Regions from separate parts of the Mus musculus genome. Here all the other regions are linked to region 3. The links are chromatin loops, found by intact Hi-C in ENCODE. Cell type or tissue: heart. All regions are shown on one strand.

What was found. Peaks named below come from ENCODE experiments on the same cell type or tissue, not always from the same donor. Only the 100,000 strongest peaks of a DNase experiment are listed, where the experiment ranks them.
Region 1: it touches region 3 in a loop (3-fold over the local background); 5 of 42 quality-filtered maps call a loop at or near these places.
Region 2: it touches region 3 in a loop (2.5-fold over the local background); 3 of 42 quality-filtered maps call a loop at or near these places.

The regions. Positions count from the first base shown.
Region 1 is chr8:46,481,469-46,489,468 of GRCm38, reverse strand. All of the region lies in intron 1 of Acsl1 (acyl-CoA synthetase long-chain family member 1), which reads right to left. Among named protein-coding and RNA genes, the nearest start is that of Gm31050, 14 kb to the right of the region's middle. In heart, a CTCF peak has its summit at 3,349 (motif pointing right); a DNase peak (open chromatin) is centred at 1,258; H3K27ac peaks cover 981 bases.
Region 2 is chr8:46,467,835-46,475,834 of GRCm38, reverse strand. Acsl1 (acyl-CoA synthetase long-chain family member 1) reads right to left here and starts at 4,798. Exons shown (of 21, transcript NM_007981.4): 1 at 4,605-4,798. It overlaps Gm31050 (a long non-coding RNA gene), which reads left to right and starts at 4,785. Exons shown (of 2, transcript XR_378936.3): 1 at 4,785-5,230; 2 at 5,336-5,844. In heart, no CTCF peak of the experiment used is centred here; DNase peaks (open chromatin) are centred at 4,244, 4,964 and 5,514; H3K4me3 peaks cover 1,890 bases; H3K27ac peaks cover 1,146 bases.
Region 3 is chr8:46,410,932-46,418,931 of GRCm38, reverse strand. No RefSeq gene overlaps it. Among named protein-coding and RNA genes, the nearest start is that of Gm30931, 52 kb to the right of the region's middle. In heart, no CTCF peak of the experiment used is centred here; a DNase peak (open chromatin) is centred at 3,911; H3K27ac peaks cover 2,033 bases.

The DNA.
Region 1 (8,000 bases), 71 kb before region 3:
TTCAGTTGACTTAAAATCTTAGGAAGACATGTGTCTCGGTGTGGGACATAGAAGCTTGCTGGCAGCCAGCTGCTCCTTCTGCTACAGCCACTACTGCAGAATCTGTCTTCCCCTGCTTACAGAATGTGTCTAGGGGGATGGAGAGATGGCTCAGCACTTGCTGCTCTTCTAGAGGACAGAAGTTCAGGTCCCAGCTCAGGACCACCTGTATCTCCAGCTCCAGGAGATCTCACCTTCCTGTGACCTGTGGGCACCCATGTACATGCAGTATACAAAAATACAAACGCAGACATTTTTAAAAAGTGTTTTCTCAGCTGGCCTGTCTGAAATCCTCCAACACTAGAGTCAGAAACCACACGGCGATGAGGAGAGTGACAGCAGTAAAGGAGAGTGTCCCAAGCTCAGCGAAGAACAAGAACAGGGGGTGCCGCTGGGCACGCACAGGGCATGCGCAGAAACAGCAAACAAGGGAAAATGAAGCAAGCTCTCGATAGCATGACTGTCAAAACCCAGGGATTCTTGTTGCACACGAACAGCAAGCCCCCTTTCTTCCACCAGTGATACTGCTTGGTGACAGGAGACCCAAACCGGAAATCCATTTGAACTCTCAACATCCTACAGAAATGCTACCACTGACCCCGTCTCCCTGGCCTCTGCACACATGGATTCAATGTTGGCTGTACACAAAGGTTCACCTCTTACTACTGTGTCTGCATTACTAAAACCAAAAAAAAAAAAAAAAAAAAAAAATAGCTCCAAGCCAGAGGTGAGCCACAAGGGCACTGTTCTCCCTAAGGACCCCGGAAGATGGGCGCCCGCACGCACGCACACACGCACGCACACACGTGACTCAAGTTCCGCAAAGTAATATTCTTTTACTCACAGTAGCATTTTAGTCTCTCCTTGCGATCTAGATGCTTTCCTCCTTCTGACGTTCCTCGAGCTTCCATTAAGCCGAATCACAGCAGTTTGATGGAATGTTCCACTAGGAATGCAGACCTCAAACAAACCCACACAAATTGCACGCTTGCCCGACAGCAGCAAATTGAGAAGTCCTGACATCTTTCCTTAATGCAGCAAGCCAAGCTGGCACGGTGCTGCCTTTCCCTGCCCCACCTCCTCCCCTGACACAAGAAGCTATTTACAAGGCTGAAAGTGCCCCTTTTGTCCTGTACTAGCTGAGCAGAGCTCAGGCCCCAGGAGGAACAAGAGAGGGGCAGCTAGGCCATTTGCTGCTCTTTCAGTCTGCCACTCCAGAGTCACTGGAGCCATGCTCCCTAACCCGGGCTGGCAAGCTACCTAAAGCTAGATTTGTTTAAGCCATAGCCTAGGAACCAAAGAACACAGGGGCTGTCCCCTAGAGAATAGGAAGTACTGACTATCAAACAGATGGGAGTTGCCAGGGTGAGAGGAGGCAGGGGCTGCTGACCACACTCCATGCCACGGGACTCTCCCATACCTGTGGCCCATCTCATTAACCCAGGGGACAACTTAGGTGATTCTGGGATTCTCTGCACAAAGATACACGTGTCTCCACAGAGAATCCATTACTGCCACCCACCACTTTGGGGCTTCTCCAGTCAATCAACTATAACAATACCTTTGCCCAATGGGGTTTTCATTTTCATTAAGGTGCCTGATCCTGTGGATTACCAAGTTAATGTCCACGAGTATCTTGTGCATTGTATGGATACATGACCCATCAATCAAAAAGCCCGTGGCCTATGGCTTAGGCAAGAAACAGAGGTGGGACATCTTGGAGGAGAAAAAATCTGGGGACAGAGCCAGAGGTGGGAGAGAAACCTGGATGCATGGTAACCAACCAGCCATGGGGCAAAAAGTAGATTAAAATAATTGGGTTATTTTAGTTATGATCTAGTCAGGGTAGAGCCTAGCTATATGGCTAAGGTATCTGTAAATATATTTTGAGTCTGAGTCTTATTTCTGGGAACATGGGGCTGGGAGGAGGAACCAGGGTGTAACTACAACACAAAGCGAAGATGTCTTTTTAAAAACTTGATTTATTTTGTGAAATACTGGAGTCAAGTTGAGTATGCCTGCACTTCCCTTAGAGGAAGAACTGAACACACAACACATTTAAAGCCAAATATAATGCGCTACTATTTTTATCCAGTAAGAGTTAACAGTGGTTATAGATCACAGCTCTCATACATGCAACACCCACAACAGAATATCCCAAACATAGTACATCAACCTGAAATTTAGGGACACATGTGGCATTGGTTCAAATATCTGTTCATAATGATCTCCATATTCATTAAACTCATATACAGATAAGCCAAATGATAAACTAAATTACTTAAGGAATATTGTTTAGGCTTGCCTATCTATCTATCCACCCACCAATCAATCTATTGAAGATCTTGCTACATGGCCCAGGCTGGCCTCAATCCTCCTGCCTAGTCTCCCTAGCAGAGTTCTGGGACTTAAGAAATATACCACCATGCTTGGCTCGGGAGCATCTTCTAGACCACCTTTTCAGGCTCTACAGTTTTCTGTGAAGTATCTTGATGTTTTTCTCTTTCATTTAACTTATTTAAGTTCGATCATTTTTGAAAACATGCATCTATCACTAAAGGCAACATCTCCCACCATTAAAGAGACACATTTAATTATGGATCCATATTTATATCCTTGATGGCTTTTTAAAGTGTTTTTCTTAGAACAATATTCAGCAATTTGCCTTGGAAGATCCAACATGAAGAAGTAATTACCTACCTATTCCTCTTTGTATTATAAAAAGTCCATCAGTTCTTTTACAGGGACCCGAGAGTGGGTTCAGGAGAGGTGTTCCAGGACTAGGTGCTTGCCCTACATGATGATGCTCAAAGTGGCCGAGAGTACACAATACAACATTGGTGAGACTTGTAATATGAAGACTGAGTCAGGGACTGGAGAAAGCCTGTCCGTCTAGTGATATACAAGAATTCTTTCCCATGTAGAGGAAGGACAACTAAGAAAAACTTAGCCCTGGTCTTGGGGCTTGAAACACAAACATAAGAAAGGGCATAGCAAGGGAGCAATACAAGACACAGTGACAAGGATCTTAAGGGGAGCTGCATGGTAAAAAGTCTAAGCTGGCCATCAAAAGGCAGGGACAGAGACAAGATAAGAAGAGGCAGCTCCTCACTTAGGTCTAACACTGTCAAAAAATAAACCAGGAACAAACCAACAAAGTTAAAGTGGATAAGAGGAGAAGGATGATATTCAGGGAAACCATTTCTTTTTAAGTTTTTTTTTTAAGATTTATTTACTTTAAGTATATGAGTACAGCAACTGCTCTCTTCAGACACACCAGAAGAGGGCATCAGATCCCATTACAGATGGTTGTGAGCCACCACATGGTTGCAGGGAATTGAACCCAGGACCTCTGGAAGAGCAGTCAGTGCTCTTAACCACTGAGCCATCTCTCCAGCCCCATGATTTTTTTTTTTAAGATTTATTTATTTTATGTGAGTACACTTTAACTCTTTTCAGACACATCAGAAGAGGGCACCTAATCCCATTACAGATGGTTGTGAGCCACCATGTGGTTGCAGGGAACTGAACTCAGGACCTCTGGAAGAGTAGTCAGTGCTCTTAACCACTGAGCCATCTATCTCTTCAGCCCCAAGTCATGAATTTTTGTTTCTTTGCTTTAGCTTTTCGAGACAGTGTTTCTCTATGTAGCTCTATGTAGCTGTCCTGGAATTAGTCCTAGAGACCAAGTTGGCCTTGAACTCAGAGATCTGCTTGCCTTTGCCTCCTGAGGCCTGGGATTAATGGTGTGCACCAACACCACCTGCCAAAACATGATTTTTTTTTTAATTTGCTTATTTTTATTTTACCTGTATGAGTGTTTTGCCTGCATGCATATATGTGTGTGTATCATGTGCATGCCCGGAGCCTTTGGAGGCCATAAGAGGATGTTATAACCCCTAGAACTGGAGTCATAGACAGTTGTAAGCCATCATGTGGGTGCTGGCAACCAAACCTGGATCCTCTGGAAGAGCAGCCAGCGCTCTTAAGCACTGAGCCATCTCCCCATGCCATAGTTCTAATGTTCTTAAGAGTTAGCGTCAGGTGAGTCCTTAGAGCATGTCAGGTCCTAGACTACACAGTTACACACGTAACAACATAGGTGATATGAATGAACGTAGAAAACACCAAGCTAAGTGAAACAAGACAAAGGGAAGGGCACAATCTTATCTCTATGAGGTTTGCCGGAATCAGCAAATTCACGGACAGAAAATAGAGCAGAGGTTACCAGGGGCTGGGGGCAGGGGAGAGAGGCATGGGAGGCATTGCCCAACAGCTGCAAGGGTTTTGTTTGGAGTGATGAAAACTGTGGGGCTGGACAGTAGTGATGCTTACACAACTCACTCAGCACCATTGGGCAAGTGTATGCTTCAAGACAGTTCAAATGGTAACCTTCACATTTAGATGTGCTTTACCACAAAAAGAAAATTCCAAACAATCTACCAAAGGCAGAGATTCGGTAAATAACTGGCGACAACAAACTAGGCATTGGGGAGCTGGGTTCTGGGGCCTGGGAGAATGACTGGCAGGAACAGCAATAATCCAACCCAGGGTTTGAGACAAGAAGGTGATCTGTGATCTAGCTATCGCCCTAACTTTCCAGGTCCCTAAAGCCTTCCTCCATGGGCAAGCTCAAAGGTTTTGAGGTAGCCACGCTTCCCAGAGAGGATCCCCTGTTGCATCTCTGACCCAGAAGAGCTCCAGGAACAGGCTTCACAGTAGAATGCTGCCTCCGCTCCCTACCTAGGCAGATGGACCTGCCCCTCACACTTCCTCCCTCCCAGGCTTTCCTAAAGAAAATCTTCCCCTCTAGTCCATGGCTCTGCACCTCCCTCTCCCTGCATCTCTTGAGACCTACTTTACGATGTGCAAAGCCCACCAAACAGGCCAGAGGCCACTCTCTAACGAATTCTTATAGATCTCCTTACTGACAAGCTGCTCGGCCTCCAGTTGACCTTACTTTGTAGCCTCTGTGCCTCCTGCTAGACACGAGGTCTGTGGCACTCAGGAAGTACTAGTACCTATGTAGCTCCTTCTGACTCCTCCTACTCTGGTGCTTAACACAGTGCCCAGGCCAACAGAGGTCCTCAGTGTTTACTGAGGAGGGAGGGGCCCGCTGGGATTCCCACTATTGTTTTATTAAGCTCCACATTTACACCAGGGTGAGTCCGGAGAGGAAAGAGCTATTCAGGGTGTCCTCACATTTCAGCAGTCCTCTGCATCCTGGCTCCTACCTGCAGAGTCTCAAGGCCACGGAGCTGGGGGCAGAGAGTAAACTCCATGGTCAGGTGATGTGGACTGGCTGAGAAGCTAGAGCATGACTTTCTATCTAAAGGTGTCCCCTGGCCCAGTCCCCATGATGCCTTGTATTTCTCCAAGGCTTTTACTTCCTGGGGAGTTTGTCAACACTAACAGACACAGGCCTCAGGTATTTTGGGATGGGATCACACCTCATCAGTTTAAGGCTGCACACAGGGACCCAGGTTCCATGAGCAAATGAAAGAAGGGAGGGTCCCACTGTGACACTCTAGGTGACTTTTCTATTTCAAAATTGAATCCTGCAAACCAGAGAAACACAGTGGGCTCCTAGGCCTGGAGCTGGCACAGCAGAGGACTCAGATGAGGACAATGTTCCCCAGACTGAGAGAGCTGGGTGGGTGGTCCTCTGAGGGGTAAAGGAAGCTGCCTATAGGGCCTGCTCAACAGGACAGAGCACAGGACAGTCACAAAGTCAACCCAGCAGTGAGCTCTCCGCCCCTTCCTTTCCACACAGCCACAGAGGGGGTCTGTGTGTTTGGAGATTTCTAAGGCCAAGTGAAAGGCCTTCACAGAGGACACCAAGGTTAAACCTGAGCCAGATATATTTAAGAAACTTCCTATTCAAACAACAGCCCTGAGGGAAGCAAGATTACTCCATTTGTCCTCAAATATTTATTTACTGTGTATATGAATAACGTCAGACATGGTGGGGAGAGAGGTGTGACGGCTGCTAAGGTGCTCACACGCCTGTAAACAAACACACATTCGTGCACATACTAATGGACCTCACTGGGTCAGGAACAGGCAGGCAAGTGGAGGGGGAGGGGTGCTAGGTGGGAAGAAGAAGGGGATTAACAGGAGTGATAAGGAGATATTATATACATAAGAATATCATAACAAAATCCATTAAGTGACATTTTAAATGGAACCCTTATATATAAAACACAGGCTAATGAGATATTAAACTATTAGTTGATTTAACACTGCTCCATTTCTGGATAGATTTCACAACAAAGCAGGGGCGCTTACTGAGAAAGGCTACAGAAGGAAGTGGGTCTGGACGGAAAGGGACGCTTCAATCAATCAGCTTCAGTGGATGGAGTGGGTAGTCTGACCCAACTCTGCCTAAGGAAGCTTTCATCTGATGATACCTGACAGGACACGAGAGGATGACACCATGGTCTCAAGGTGTTGGGCAACACAGGCAGTGTATGTGAAGGCCTTTACTGAGGGCCTGCAGGGAGGAGGAAACAGGGTTTCTGTGTTTGAGAGGGGGCCCCATTCTTGAGGTCCCCTCAGGTGTTCTGTCTGAAGCCCCTATTTCAGAGCAATGACTGTGGAAATTGCACAGAAGAGAACCATGGAAAGAATACTGGACTTAAATGCAAAAGGTTCCTTCCATTCCAGGTACTGGCTGTGTCCATTCCAGGTACTGGCTGTGTCCATTCCAGGTACTGGCTGTGTCCATCCCTGGTACTGGCTGTGTCCATCCCAGGTACTGGCTGTGTCCATCCCTGGTACTGGCTGTGTCCATCCCAGGTACTGGCTGTGTCCATCCCAGGTACTGGCTGTGTCCATCCCAGGTACTGGCTGTGTCCATCCCAGGTACTGGCTGTGTCCATCCCTGGTACTGGCTGTGTCCATCCCAGGTACTGGCTGTGTCCATCCCAGGTACTGGCTGTGTCCATCCCAGGTACTGGCTGTGTCCATCCCAGGTACTGGCTGTGTCCATCCCTGGTACTGGCTGTGTCCATCCCAGGTACTGGCTGTGTCCATCCCTGGTACTGGCTGTGTCCATTCCAGGTACTGGCTGTGTCCATCCCAGGTACTGGCTGTGTCCATCCCAGGTACTGGCTGTGTCCATCCCAGGTACTGGCTGTGTCCATCCCAGGTACTGGCTGTGTCCATCCCAGGTACTGGCTGTGTCCATCCCAGGTACTGGCTGTGTCCATCCCAGGTACTGGCTGTGTCCATTCCAGGTACTGGCTGTGTCCATTCCAGGTACTGGCTGTGTCCAGATGGGCCGCACAAGCATGAGCCAGGCTTCTGCCTGTGTGGGCCTCAGAGGTGCAAAGGGAGCAAGAACAGTGGAAAAGCAAAGCCAAGCTGGCCTCTCCAAGACAAGAAGATGGTGGGGTCAGCCTATCATCAGACCAAATCAACAGGATTCCACCCACACCTCGAAACCCTGGGAAAGGCACAGGAGGAAACCATTGAAAATCACCAATTCTGGGCTGGAGACAGGGATCTGTGGCTAAGAACAGGACAGTTCTACAGAAAACCTGAGTTCTGTTCACAGCACCTACGTAGGACAGCTCACAACTGCCTGTAACTCCAGCACCAGGAAGAGTCAAGGCTTCTGACCTCTGCAGATATCAACAGTCACCTCCACACACACACACACACACACACACACACACACACACACAGACACACACACACACAGACACACACAGAGACACACAGACACACATACACACACACACAGACACACACACACACAGACACACACACACACACACACAGACACACACACACACACACAGACACACACACACACACACAGACACACACACACACACACACACAGACACACACACAGACACACACACACACAGACACACACACACACACACACAGACACACACACAGACACACACACACAGACACACACACACACACACACACACAGACACACACAC
Region 2 (8,000 bases), 57 kb before region 3:
TCACTGGGCAATACCACAGTGCCTGCAAGCTGAGAACAGAGGAGTCCGTCCTCTGGTCTACTGGATGGTCTCAAGAGTATCACTACACCACGCCTGGAAGGAGGTCAGAGTGCTTCCCAAATCCACAGCAGAGAAAATCCCGAATCCATGTGTCACAGTGAGGCGAATCTCCTACTAACGTGCTTTGGCTCCCGAGTCTGTACCAAGTTAGGGCCCTGTTCCCGCCCATGGTCTCTTCAGCACTAGATGCATTCACCCCAACTGTGCTCCAGGCTTCCAAAACGAGGCAGTTCAAGGGCGGACCGAGGCCTCTTACTTTTTAATTCTCACACTGACCTATGCTGAATCAATCAAGCTCTTATCTCTCGGAACTCAGGTGTTATGGAGAGAAAATTCATGGCTGAGTATAAATGAGACAAAGAAAAAGTCAAGGAACTTTCCAAGCCTGAGAAATCTACTCCAGAGGGACATAAGAGGAGCACTTGAAAAAGCACAGGCCCCGACACCAGGCAGCCAAGACTCAAATCCTGCCTTGGGTGACTTAATTGCCAAATGGCACTGAGAAGTGGTTCTCAACCTATGGACCAGGACCCCCCTCTTAGGGTCAAACTACCCTTTCACAGGGGTCGCCTAAGACCACAGAAAACACAGACATCTACATTATAATTTATAACAGTAGCAGAATTACAGTTATGCAGTAGCAATGCAAACACTTTTATGCTTGGTGGGGGAGGGGGATCCCCACAACATGAGGAGCTGTATTAAAGGGTGGCAGCATCAGGAAGGCTGAGAGCCACTGTCATAGTCTAAAAGTAAGACCTGCCTCACAGGGCTCCTGAGGGACCATGTGAAAGCTCCCAGAACAGAACCTCTACTGCATCCCTGAGATGAGGGACAGGTGACAATGTAATCCTGTTGCAGCTTCCTCTTCATTCTGCTTAATCAACGGTGTTCTAACCTCCTGCCTACAGACATTTCGCCTCCAACAAACCTGAGTGCAGAGAGCCAAGTTTCTACAGCAGCCAAAACCCTGCAAATGCATAGATAATGCATTTATCAGAAGTCGCACCCCAAATGTGGAAATGTTCTAAGAGGCAAACCACACTTTTCTGATGCTCTAACTTCTTTCCATGTATCGTTCCAAACCATGAAATCGTTATTTCAACAGCTTTTCACTAAAATACACGGACCCAAAAGTCCAGTAAAACCAACTCAGTAATTTTTAAGTAACTTACAAAATCATGAGAGCTTTTTTAAAAAAAAGATATGTTTAATTTTAAACATGTTTTGTCTTAATTAGAGAAGAGAGCTTGGTAAACTGTTCTGAAATAAACAACAAACAGAGAGTAATGAATAAATTAAAAGTAGTCATCTTCAAAATATGTTAACAAATCTGAGGAGATCACCTACATAACTGAGGTGATTAAAAATGAATCGTCAGTCTGGAGAGATGGCTCAGCAGGTAAGAGCATCGATCAGTTGCTCTTCCAGAGGACCTGAGTTCAATTCCCAGCATCCACAAGGCAGCCCCCAACCATCAGTAATTCCAGTCCCAAAGGATTCAAAGCCCCTCTTCTAAGACTCTGAAGCCACTGCATGCATGTGGTATACAGACATATATGAAGACAGAATATCCAGACATATAAAATAAAAATAAAGGTTAATTTTAAAAAATGAATTGTCAAAATGTTCAACTTCAAATGATATTATACGCCTTAAAATTATTTTTCAATTTGCTTATAAAACAACTGGAAGAAAATAAACTCAAATGTAATCTCTTGAAGATATTTCACGTCTATGTGTCCTGGTTTTTTATGACAAGTATATATTACTTTTATAATATGAAAAAGGAAAATTATAATTTAGATATTTAGACAGCTTTCATATTTTTTTGCTTACAATTTGAAGACTAGCAAATAATTCAGAAAGAGAACTACCCTGGCTTCTATGTGCATTAAACCACTGGGTTTGAGATTTTAGACTTAAGATATGGGGCACATGCTGTTCCCCACCCAGCAGGCTCCCACTATCCTAAGGGAATACAGCCCTTACAAACCTCTAGGCTAAAGTGGCACCCCTCCTAGCCAGTCAAGACACAAGGAAAGGACCACTCGACTGTAATCTCTAGCTTTCCTCCTTACCTTCACTCCTCCAAGTTTACAACTGACAAATAGGACTGCCTCCAAAGGTTAAGAAATTATAAACATCAGGATGGACAAAGCACAAAAATTAACTTATTCATGTGGTAATTTTCTTTCCCTTGGCCATATTACTGGTTACCCTGGGGTTTCACAAACTGAGATTCCTCGGGAGCCGACACTCTTGGAGTTTTGTGAAGAGGAGAATCGCAGTGCACCACCACAAACACTGCTCAAACTGCCTTTCTCTTCAGTTCAGCTACTACTTTAGGCCTTGCATGTCTTTCAAGCTCTCAGAAGCCCCTCAGAGTACCAGGATGCGGAAACCTAAACTCAAGCACAGAGCAGCTTTGGAACGCCTCTGTGCACTGAGAACGGCCCTCCAGGCACCAGTGCCAAAGGTACATCAAGACCCTCAAGTGCGTGTCTAACCACTAAATTGGACTGAAGACCTTCACTAAGGGACTCGGGCACCTTAAGCTATCTGGGCAGAACAGTCAGGCTTAAAGAGGGTTCAAGAGACTCACAGCTGGGGGCTGCCTTAAAGCCCATTCTTTCCATTTTGCAGCAGGAATGCTGTGCACACTGCATCGTGTAAACAAGCCTGCCCGTAAAACATTTCTAACAGTGTGACTCAAGTTGAATTTAGTTGTAAGAAACAGTGCATGGCAAGCTTACCCATCAAATGAAACTGAGCTTACAAACTAAATGACTCTAAAAAGAATGAGGATAAACGTCTAGAAGTTAGGGTAGGCATCCCACAGTCTAAGAACAACAGCAAGGCCAGCAAGGCCGTAGGGAGAAAGACACAATCTCTACAGGTAAATGACTCAACCACCAGATCTTACTCCAAACATGGAATTCCACAGTTCTAGATAGCCATATCCAAACTAAAGATGTGCTAAAGACATTAATTCACAACACTGTGACATGTTGGCTTGCATTTGGTGACTTCACATTTAACTCAGGAACTGAGTAGCTGAAAAGTACCTGTATGGTATAAATAGATAACCTGTCCCCACTGTGCCAGATGCCACGCATGTTAAATGTCAAAATTTCCAAGGCCTCATGATTTCAGTCAGGCTGTAATAATAATAAAACACTGATAAAATATAAATAACAGAGACAGGAAGGAAACATGTGAAAATGCTTAGAATCACGAATGGGGAGGGGTTTTTTGTTTTTGTTTTAAGTTTTGTCTGTTTACTGTAAATTTAGAAGAGGTAAGTGAATAAGGTGTGTTGCTTTTTTTCTTTTTTTTTTTTTTACCTTCTCCAGTCATATAATTTTAGCTCAAGATCTCAATGCAGACCTTTTACAAAGAACCAGCCTCCCACCACAAAGGGATTTCCTTCAGCTGAACTACAAGAAAAAACATCTCCCAGGATCCGGCCCTGTCTGTTTTCTGTTGTCACACCTCACCACATTGCTCCAAACCGATGGTTCCTTTCCGTTGCTCCCATTCTTAACCTTGCCCATTGCAGACCTTCAGTTCTTAACTTTGGTGAACTAGAAGGGTTTGGATGATTTCTGAGTTACGCTAATAATTTTCATTGGGCTAACCACAGATTACGTTTTGAAACGTGTATCCCAGAAACATAATCAAATGTCAAGTCCTTAAAGGGAAGACTAGAGATGGATACTCACAGTTCCAAGAGGAAGCATTTTCATAACGGCCATTCTTAACTAGGTTCCATAACCATGAGCTTGAGCGGTGTGGCAAGATGGTCTGTAAGCTCGGGCATAGTGCAGTGATTAGATGGAGCTGCCTTCTCTAGATTCTAATCCATGTGATCTTTTAAGTCCTGTATCAGCACTCGGGGTCTACGTTTCAAGGTGATAAATATCATTTTTGCTCCCTAATTTAAAAAAAAATTAAAAGCCAGATTGCCTTAAATCAATGACTCCATCACCACTGTGTGTAGTGGCTCTGGGAGCTCCTCTTGGAGACACCGCGAGAATTTCTACTTATGACATCGGGCTCTGAGCGCTGCTTCTGACCCTCCTCGAACGCTCGGCGCAGGGGCACGTCACAGAGCGGCACCGGGACAGTCCGTGTCCACGCGCGGTGAGTGCGCGCCTCACAATCCCCGCCTCTGGGGGTACGAGGGATGCGGTGGCGGAGACGCCAGGGTCCCCAGCAAGCAGGACCACCTCTCGGCACCTGAGCCGGGGAGGGAAGGTCCCAGCCGCCACACCAGCCAGGGACCGTGCAGAGAGGAACCTCTTGACTCCGCGGTGCACCAGCCCCGCGCGCGCACGGCCCGCGGGGGAACCCGGGCTCCGGCACCGGAAGCGGCGGCCGCCGGAGCGGCCCCAGAGCCTCCCGAAGCCGAGGGAAACGAGGCCGTGGAGCCCAGGCCGGAAAAGCGGAACGTCCCGCAGAGCCGCGGGGAGGTTCTCCCGTCTCGGCCCGGCTAGGGTCGCCTTGGCCGACTCGCGGCCCTTCGCGGCTGGCGCACTCACCTCCTCCGCTGCCCGGGCTGCTCCACAGGCGGCTGTCACTGCAATCCACGAACTGCCCCGCGCCGGGTTGCGATGCTATTTAAGGAGTCGCGGCCGCAGCTGCTCTCTTGGCTGCGCCACCGGCGTTGCAGCAGCAGCAGCAGGGCCGGGCGGCTGGTAGTGCGCGTGCCGTGCCACGCCGCCCCGCCCCGTCCGCAGGCTCCTCCCCGCCCCATCTCTTAGCGCGCCCACTCCCCCTCGCCAGCTCCTCCCCTCCTGTCGCACAGGTCGAGGCTGTCCCGCCCCATCACACCCACCGCTCCTCTCAGGTCCCGCCCCATCGGCGCCATTCCCGCCTCCCAAGCCCCGCCCTATCTGGGCTGATCCAAGCCCCTCAGACCCGCGGTGCCTCTCAGGCCACGCCCACCAGCTCCAGTCCTTCCCCTCCGGCCGCGCCTCCTCGGTCTTTTGCCCCGCCCCTTAAGGCCCAGTCCTCCTTCAGGTCCCGCCCAGTCCTGCTGACTCCGCCTCTCCCTCCAAAGCCGCAAGGTGGGCGTGGCCTCCCTCAGGTCCATGAGCATGGCTGTCAGCAAGCAAAAGCCACTAAGGTCACCCAAACTGCCCTCTAGTTTCACAACGAATCTGAGGTAGGGCAAAGGGTAAATCTGGAAGTCTCCTGAACCCTGATAATGTGATGCTATGGAATGTTGCAGGTGCCCTTTAGCTCTTCCATCCTTAACATTCTTCCACAGCTGACACCTTGGCATAGCCTCTCTGCTTGCTTCTCTGCTTGGAGGGACCACGGTAGCTGAAGAAGTCCCATCTTTCTTTAGCACAGATATACACGAACCCCTTTAATCCAGTTTCACCACGGTCCCCACACCAAGTTTCGCCACAGTCCTTGGCTAGGAATACAGGACTTCCGCAATATCCTGGCCATGAGGCATCTCTGGACAACCCAGGCCCCTGTGTGGTTCAAGTGAAAAGCAGACTTAGTCGTTGCTCAAGGACGGTGTCCACCTGCCAAGTTTTAAAGGCTTGTCTGCCCTGCTCAGCCTTGGCTCTGTAGACTTGACAAATCCCTTGGGAAAACCTTTTAAGGGCTACCAACGGCCAATGCAAGGCCAGTAGGATGGCTCACTGGGTTAAAGCCCATGCCTGTCACAAAGCCTGAAGTGCAATTCTCAATCCTCAGGACTGTGAGTTACCATGTGCGCATGTAACCCTTCTTCAAACGTCATTTTAAAAAATCTTAAAGATACCCCAAAGCTTTAAGATAATCTTTTAAAAGGTTAAATACTAGAGCCATCACTGTTGCTCAGTGTCCAGAACTGGTCAGTGTGGTTAAGGTAAGATGTAGATCATGCTAACATTTTGAATGGGAAAAAAAAAAGGTCAATATAATTGTTGCCAGGTTCACCTCATGCTATTGCATGAAGACAGTCATCCAGGTACAGGAGGGTTTGCTCCCAGCATTAGATGGAAGTCTTTCTAATATTGCCTTAAATTTGAGGGACAATTATTGCCAGAACACCTCTAATAACATATCATTTACTAGGTGACACTGTTAATCAACTATAATGTCCATAACCCTATGAGGTGGTACCACCTTTGGTCCTCTTCTGTAGAACAGGAAACTGAAGGGCAGAGTCAGGTATAAGAAAGGGCATGGCCGCCGGGCAGTGGTGGCGCACGCCTTTAATCCCAGCACTTGGAGGCAGAGGCAGGCAGATTTCTGAGTTTGAGGCCAACCTGGTCTACAGAGTGAGTTCCAGGACAGCCAGGGCTACACAGAGAAGCCCTGTCTCGGGGGAAAGAAAAGGGGGTGGGGGGGACCATTCTTAGAATTCAAGATCATCTGCTTCTAAACCATGGCCTTTATAACCACAGAGGCCTCCCCTACCCTCTTGGGAGATGATTCATTCCCTCTAGTCACAAGTATACTCAAGCTGACTCATCAAGGAATAAGGACTTTTCCTGGGTGTCTCTGGCCTTCCTCCTGTGGAGTCTGAGGCTCCTTGTCCAATGTTGGTGAGGCAATCCTCACACAAACAGCTGCCATATCAGCGCTGCTTAATCTAGGGGGGTCACAACCCCTTTGGGGAGGCGGGGGAGGGATTGAATGACCCTTTCTCAGGGGCCGCCTAAGACCATTGGAAAAACAGATATTTACAATTCATAGCAGTAGCAAAATTGTAGTTATGACACAGCAATGAAAATTTTATGGTTGGGGACCACCACAATATGAGGAGCTATATTAAAGCATGGCAGCATTAGGAAGGTTGAAAAACACTATAGCAACCGAGTCTTCTAGGTCCTTGAGATTACTATCTTCCAGGTCTATAAGACTTTATTGTCTATAAGGAGAAAGAGACTCCATTCATTTTCAGTTGACTACATCTTGGCTTCTTTGAGTCTCTCTTCACCTGCAATATTACTCATTTTTCTCCTCTCCTTTTTATTTTTTTGTTAACATAAATTCATTTATTGCAGGTTAGGTAAATCTTGAACAGTAATGCTCCTACTGGTCTTTGAGTTAGTCCCTTCAGTCTTCAGATGGCAGACCTGACTGAGACAGAAGATATATTGTAAAACCCAGGCCCCCTGCCAGCCACTGTTTACATGGACAAACCACGATGCCAGGTGCCAATGGCTTATCTTTTCACCTTGGTCTTGCCACAGAAGGAGCAAGTGTGTTTGGCATGCTTCCTCATTTTCAGGAGGAAGGCGCTATGGTGGGTCCCATATATCTCTGTGCATTTAGCCATGTCACTGGAAGCTAAGCCCATGCCTTATCTAATCTTCAGCCCAGGGCTACCTTAGGCATTTTCTAGGTTCTGTAGTACAATCCTTTTCTAGTACCATGCAACCACACACCAGAAATGAGGTGATTTCAAGAAAAGAAATATGTAGTCCCACTGTTTGGGTGACTTACAAGAGTGAGGTGTCAAGATTTGTTCCTGAGGTCTGCAAAGGAAAGGACTCTTCCAGGTCTCTCTTGGACTTGCAAACATCTGTCTTGGCCCCTTGCCTTTCTATGCCATACTCCCAGTGTCTCCTCCCCCAACCGTCCTTTCCAGTGTGTGGTCTAAATCTCTAAGGGGCACAGTCATATGCATGAGTGCCCAACCTAAGGCCCTAAATTTTAACTTGATAGTCTCCATTAAGATGTCATTCTCCAACACAGGAAGGGTTACCTGTTGGCAGTTGACAGGGAGCCTCTTGCCTCATCACATCCCACGGTAAGACATTCATCCCCAAGTTAGATATCTCAAGTTGGATCCAAGCCCTGTATCGTCATCAGTGTTCTATTGGTGTGAAGAGACACCATCACCATGGCAACTTTTAGAAAGGAAATCATTTAACTGGGGCTGGCTTATAGGTTCAGAGGTTTAGTCCATTGTCATCATGGCAGGA
Region 3 (8,000 bases):
GAGCCATGAACAGAGTTCTTTTACCTTTATTTAAAATTTTTGAGAATTTTATACCTAAGTTTATATCCACCTTTCCTTCTCTTCCCCAACTCTTCCCATGTCCTCATACTCCCTCTCAAATCCATGACCTGTTCTTTGGTGTTTTAGACACACACACACAAACTGATAATCACATCTTGCTGAGTCTACTAGGTGGGTTTTTTTATATGTATGTTTTTAGAGCTGACCATTGGGAGGGACTAACTAATCCATCAGGGAGGGTGTCCTTGCCTGGAGACAACTGATTCTCTCTTAGTAGTTATTAATTGTCTGTAGCTCTCCATCTGGAGGATAGGATCTATGAGATTTCCCCCCATCACATTGGAATGTCAGCTTGGGTTGTAACTGTGCAGGTCCAGCTGAGGTGACCCTCATTTTGAGATTTCATGGATGCAGTTTCCTTGTCATATACAGAAGACACTTTCCACAGTGGACATCCTGATACTCTGGCTTTTGCAGTCTTTGTGCCCCCTACTTCATGATGATTCCTGCATCATAGGTGTAGGGGTTGTGCTGTCGGTACACCAATTAAGGCTGGACATTCTATAGTCCAGCCAGCATTTTCCTCTCCATTTTGACCAGTCATGGCTTTCTATAATGGTTCTTTCCTGCTGCAAAAATGATGCCTTCTTAAACCAGAGGTGAGAGCCCCACTTATCTGTGGGTATAAGCATTTATAATATAGTTAGAAATCACACTGGTCTTAGGAAAGTAACACTAATAGGGTCTGCTCTAGGGTCCATAATCTCGTGAGGCATGGGTAGTCAGCTAGATATACAATACCAGGTATAGACTCCCTCCTTGCGAGTTGGCCTTAAGTCCATTTAGAGAGTTGTTGGTTACCCTCATGACGAAAGCAGCACTATTGCACCCTTGGGGCTATCTTGTCAATGTTTCTGAGGCTTCACAGCTGAGTAGGACTTTGGTTTGCTTTTCCCCGTCAGCAGCTTGCAAGGCACACATTCATCAACAGGTACTCACATACTCCTTCCTCTGTATACACAGGAATACACACACTCACACACACACACACACACACACACACACACACACACACACACGCCAATACATCCACACCTCCCACACACATCACAGAAGTGCATCTAAAAGCATGTACAGTGAATTAATAAAGAAGAAAGGAACGATCTTCCAATTCAGGGTGGCTAATGAGGACTGTCAAGGGATGGGGTTCCTTGGAACTTAAGTGCTCTACGGGGCAGAGGAATCAGAACAGAAGGTCCATGGCATTAAGAAGCCAAATTGTGAAAGACTAGAAAAATCCAGTACAATATCCAAGGGGTAACAAAGTATCCATTTGTACTAAAAATCTGTTCAAAGGGGTTCACATCACAGATATCTTCTTCCAAAGTCAGTGCATGGTCCCAGTGAAGGACCTGCCTGTGTGGCCTTTGCACTGCTCAATAGGAACATCCCCTTAGAGACAGGACACCTTCTATAGTTAAGCACACAAAGACCTTAGAAGGTACCTGTGGTGAGAATTTTATTTCAGTTATGTCTTTTTGGAACTGAGTTACCTCACTCAGGATGATATACTCAAGATCCATCCATTTGCCGGCAAAATTCGTGATGTCTTTGTTTTTCATAGCCGAGTAGTATTCCATTGTGTAGATGTATCACATTTTCTTTATCCATTCTGCAGTTGAGGGACATCTGGGTGGTTTCCAGTTTCTGGCTATTACAAATAAAGCTGCAACGAAACATAGCAGAGCAAGTGTCTTTTTGGCATGGTGGAGCATCTTTTGGGTATATGCCCAGGAGTGGTATAGCTGGGTCTTGAGGTGGAACTATTCCTAATTTTCTGAGAAACTGCCAAATTGATTTCCCACAGTGGCAGTGCAAGTTTGCAGTCCCACCAGCAATAGAGGAGTGTTCCTCTTTCTTACATTCTCACCAGCATATGCAGGATGCAACATGCAACGTGAATAATAATAATAATAATAATAATAATCCAATTATATTATGTGAATATGCTTTTGTTTTAATCCCAGGTATGAAACAATGAGCTGCTTTTGTTTCTCCACAGCCATTGGCTATGATTGCCTCATGCTCTGGGAGGGGTGTGATTTTTACCAGCTGCAGATAGTTTAATCCTGGGGACTTTGGAGAGTTAGGAATAAAGGCCTGAACCCAGAGAGTGGCGGGAGGTGCTCCAAAGAAGAAAGTGGCTGTTGCGTGTCCCTGCTGGCTCCTGCTGCTGTGTTTAGTGTTGTCTTTGCTATTTCTGGTTTGCTGGACTGCTGGATATCCTGATGATGAAGACTGGACTTGCCCCAAAGAACCCAATGGCCCTAACCAGCAGGAAGTAGCCTATAGAGGTCTATGTCCCCTTTTCCCTCTAACCTTTCCCTCCTATCTAGTATTGGAGGCTTGGAAGGGTTAGGGTGAATGAGGGTTAGAAGGGAGGTAGAGGTAACAGCACCCAATATAATAGTAAAACCAAATAAGTTAACAGGTACGACCCCTCACTGGGCTAGTGAAATACATGGGCTAGGCCATGCTTTCTCCACTTTTCTTTCCCCATAGAGTCAAAGTTGATAGCCAGAACAGTGACACAGAGATGGGAGGAGAAATCAAGCAAGCAGTTATCAAGAGCATCCTAAATTATCCACCTGTTTCCATGATTCAGATGCAAGCTGACCGTGCACCCCGTTTAGAGATAATATCCACTCATTCACTAAATAACACTGTGGGACTTTTACCATCCTATTGGGCTCATTTCCTTTATTCTAGCAGGGCCACTTGAACTACAGGATGTCGACAATCATCTCATCCTACCTCATTAGCCAGAAGGGTTTGAAACGTGTGATGACAGCCAAGACCGTACTTCCCTAGTGCCCCCTCTCTACTTGCTGCGCTCCCAGTGTACATTTTGACAGTGATGTCGCATATGTGAACAGCCTTATGCAAATGTCAGTGTAATGAAGTCTTACTAGCTGGGGTAGCAGCTCCGTTCTAGCGTGTCTGCCCTTCAAGTATAAGGCCCTAGGTCCAGTTCTCCAGAATAATAACAAAAACGAAAAGTGTCCGTACTTAGTAGCAACTGGGGGGTTGGGAGATACCATCAAGAACTATTCGGCACCAAGGAAGGAAAGATGGGTGGCTTAGTCAGGGTTTGTATTGCTGCAAAGAAACAATATGACCAGAAAAACAACAAGGGGAGGAAAGGGTTAATTCAGCGTACACTTCTGTGGCATTGCTGTTCATTACCAAAGGAAGTCAGAACAGGAACTCAAGCAGGGAAGGAGCGTGGCGGCAGGAGCTGGTGCAGAGGTCAGGGAGGGGTGCTGCTGACTGGCTTGCTCCTCATGGTTTGCTCAGCCTGCTTTCTTATAGAACCCAGGGCCACCTGCTTAGGGGATGGTACCTCCCACAGTGGGCTGTGCCCGCCCATATCAATCACTAATTGAGAACATCACCTTACAGCCAGATCTTATGGAGACATTGTCTCAATTAACATTCCCTCCTTTCTGATAACTCTAGTTTATGTGTCAAATTGACATAAGATCAGTCAGGCCAACAAGAAAACTTGGGAAGTTCTTAGCGTCAATGAACACATTTTTTTTTAAGCGTATGATTGGGTCCCTGTTAAATAAATGGTAACTGTGCTAGCCTGCTCTGGCAAGTCTAGGGAAACAGGTCTGGTTCTGGGAATCAGATAAGTCAAGAATGTTCCCTGCTGGGTCACAGTTTCTATTTTTGGATGAAGTCGTGTAGTCTGTGGGACATTCAAGAGCACAGCTATAAGAAAACAGGATCCCTCAAATCTCATTTCAGAATTCCACATGTCGAAAGCTTAATGGAAAGAAACTTGACAAAGTTCGTCCCATTCACAGAGGCATCTGTCTTTTGGCCCAGCAGCCCTACCTCTGAGTGTCTGCTGCCTTCCCACAGGCACACTTCCACACACGTGACAGCACTGGCACAGTGTCCATGGACACACTGGAAATAGTCGAATTGCTTTGCCATCTACAACAGGCCGGGTCAGAAGGCATTTGCATGGTGGGTATTACGGCGACCATCCCTATAGTGTAACACGTTATCAAGGACAAAAAAGTAAAGTACTAAATTCTCCCTCTCTTGTCCCCCCCTTAAAAAAAATCCAACAGCATTTTAAAAAATTCAATCTTTTTGTTTTGTTTTTCAAGACAGAATTTCTCTGTGTGACCTTGGCTGTCCTAGAACTTGCTCTGTACACCAGACTGGCCTCAAACTCCTAGAGATCTACCTGCCTCTGCCTCTCAAGTGCTGAGACTAAAGACATGCTCCTTTAAAAAATATTATTCAGAAAAAGAGAAGTCTTGCTGTGGTGGCTCACATCTGTGAGCCCAGAGCTTTGGAAGCTAAGACAGGAGGCTCAAGGATGCAGAACTACCTCGGGCTTCATGGTGAATCCCAAACCACTGTGGGTTACCTGAGACCTTGCTGAAAGAGAAAAAGAAGAGTGGGGAGGAGGTATGGAGAGGAGTGGGGAGGAGGGATGGAGAGGAGCAGGGAGAGGGAGAAGAAAGGAAGAAAGGAGGGAGGGAGGGAGAAAGTCTTTGAAGTAAACACATTTTTAGTTAGGGAGAAGAATAAATTAAAGAGTGAAGGAGACAGAGACAGAGTCAGAGACAGAGACAGAGACAGAGACAGAGACAGAGACAGAGACAGAGCTTGGTGATGTAAGATCACCTGAAATTGACTGTCAATGAGCCTGGGAGGCCTTAGGGAAAGTGACGAACATTTCACAGCTGTTGTCTGTGGTCCTTCTCATCCTTGACTCTGTCTTATTTATGGACCTTTTCTCTCTGTTTTCCTCCAGACATTTAACTTGACCATCTAAGGACTCTCCTGCATGCTATTCCTGCTGCTCTGATTGGCCTTGCTCTGCTCAAACACCAGGTCTCGATTTCACTGCCCCGAAGAGTTCTTTTATGTCCTGGTTGCTCTCTCAGAGTTAACTGTCCTTGCGATTTTCTGGTTCCTTCACAGTTCTCAGGATTTGGACTGAATGTAGAAGCTCAATAAAGCAGTGATCACGTGGGTCACTGCGGGTGCTGCGCCTCAAGTGTCTCCTGGGAAATAGTTGGTTCTCATCAGGCTGTGTTGAATGGAGTTTTTTTTTTTAAACAACCCTCTTATTTGTTTAAATTCTCACTTCTTGAGTGGAACAGGTTTTCAACACATAACCTCAAAGGTCCATTTCTGACTTTGGTACCATTGTTTCTAGTGTTGGATTTCTTTAGTCTTTAACACAATCCTACCCCCACCTGGCTCGTCCCATACACACAATCAGGAAGGCTGCACCAGTTGGGTTCACTGCAGGGCAGACTTAGAGGCGATGAATGATTTCCAAGTCTGCATGTTCCCGAGTTTCAGATCCCATAGGACACTCACTTCTCTGTCTGCATCTAATTTTTGCACAGCCAATAATTATTTATAGCACTTTATCTAACTGACATATAATTCTGCTGAGACTAAAGTGGCAGAATTGTCAATAGGCTTGCCAATTATGCATTATTTTGGGCCTTTCTGTACAAACCTATTTTCTAGCAGACCAAAAATTATCTTCATTTAGACTCTCCTTTTTGCGAATCCCACCCCTCCACCATCATGTCTGCTTGTGAATTGAACTTGAGAGATCTCAGAAGGCTGAATTTAGCAGTAACCACTTTGGACCTACCACACACTCAAGCATGCCCAGTCATTTATTTTTACCAACAGTGTCACCCAAGATATGAATGCGTGTCAAGGGAAAAAACAGTGGAGAGGTACATGCTAGGTTTTTAAATTGTAGAATTGGGCTCAGCAGATCAACAGCAATTTCAAAAATGTTTTCCTGATGCCCATCATATTTAGTGTATTCTCCTCCTGCCTTTGGCTCATGCACAGACCTCTGAAGATGTCCAAGAACCACGGAGCACAGAGAGCCAGCTGCAGATCCAGATCAGAGATGCTCTAGAAGTTCATTTGGGATGCTGGAGAAATGGCTCAGTGGTTAAGAGCATCTGTTGCTCGTGCAGAGGACCAGGGTTGAGTTCCAGGCACCCATGTCAGAAAGATCAATCACAACTGCTTGTAGTTCTAGCTCCAGGGCATCTGGAACCCTCTTCCGGCCTCCTTGGACATACAACTTTTTAAAATGGAAGAAGAAATTCATTTTGTTGGCGGTGACATTTGGACCTGGATGGTAAGGCAGGACTTGCTTGTGGTGAGGCTATGGCCATGACCAAACTTTGCCGTTTGACCGCTCCAGCACCACAGGACCTTCTGTTCCTCCTTGCCAAGTTCACAACTTCCCATCTGTCTGCCCCTGCACAAGATGAAGTCTGGGCTTCTATTTTCTACCCAAGTCTTGGGGGCCCACCTGGTAAGGAGGAATCTTCCGTCTGTGCCAGGCTCCCGGGACTGCTAAAACAGAGCTATGAACTGTGGTCTCCGCCAACAGTTCCTGGAGGCTCCTCCCTGTTCTGGAGGCTTCTTATCTCGTATAGAACTTCTGCTGGAAGCGCCGGTTCCTTCTGAGAACCGAGGGAGAAAGTGTTCTTTGCCTCTTCCGGTTTCTTGTACCTCCAGGAATTCCTTGTGGTACGATCACTCTAATCTCTGCCTCCATTTTTGCGTGCCCAACTTCTTGGTGTATCTTTGCCTTGTCTTCCCTCAGAATGTATCTCTCTGTCTCTAAATGTTTCCTTTCTATAAGGACATCAATCCTTGGAGGAGGGACTAGTGATCTAACTTAAGCTGGATTATCTCTGTAAAGAACCTGTCTTCAAATAAGGCCACATTCTGGGGTGCTAGAGATAAGGGCATCTTATCTTTGGGGGAATGTACACAATTCAACCCAAGACACCGTCAAAAATGTGTTCCCTGTCAGTTAAGCTGCAAAACTACCACAATGTGCCATACAAAGGCACATAGATGGCTGAGGGGAGTCTTTCTGCATCTCCATGGTGTTTAAGCAAATAAGCAGGAAAAAAGCTTAAAAGTCATTGAGCCAGGTGTCATGGTCCATCTCTTTAGTCCAAGCAGGCAGGAGGCAGATGCACATTCCTGTGAATTCTAGGCCAGTTAGGGCAACCAAGTGAGGCCCTTTTCAGAAACCAAAAGTATTCTTATTGCTGTTCTTGTTACTACTCTCAACATCCTCCTTGTTCAACTTTTTGTCATTTACTCTTCGTTCGTTCGTTCGTTCATTCGTTCGTTCGTTCATTCATTCATTCATTCATTCATTCATTTGTCATAAACTTGTTAAATATGGTAGCCCTCACTCTAAAGGTAATCAATAAAATAGTCACAAAATCCTATCTTCGCTGCTCTGGTTTCCACATGAATTAATTGTGTCATCGAAAGACCTATGTGTTGGGAGTGTAGTGCCTAATGTGGGGTGATCAGTCAGGATGCGGTGAGACATTTTAAGAGGCAGGGCATAGGCACAGGCTGCTAAGTACCTTGAAGCATCGTGGTTGTTACAGCCGCACTCTCTTCGTTTCTTGTCTCATCCTGTGATTGTTCCTTCTCACATACATGCCCATCATTGTGCTGTTAGCCCACGAGCTCTATAGTAGAGCCAAATGATGCCAGCACCTTGTCCTTAAATATGCATAACTATGAACAAAAAGGGTGTGGTATCAGTGACTTAATTAGAGTTATGGACACTAGGTAGATAGACTCATGGAGTTTACATTGTAGTTGCAGGAGACACATAAGTTAAATACACAATCATATTAGATTAAAATCAATAAGTAAGAAAGGCAAAGCCAAGAGAAATAATGATGCATTTTTGGTTAGGGCAAAAGCACCCCACAGGCTGTATAGATGGTATTGACTATTTAGGTGTAAGGACACTAAGACGGTAATGGGGAAACACATTCTAGGCAGAAGGAGCAGTAATTACAAGGGTGGTGGCATCACAGCATGGCCAGAGCCTCTGACAATAACAAGGAGATGAATAATGCTAG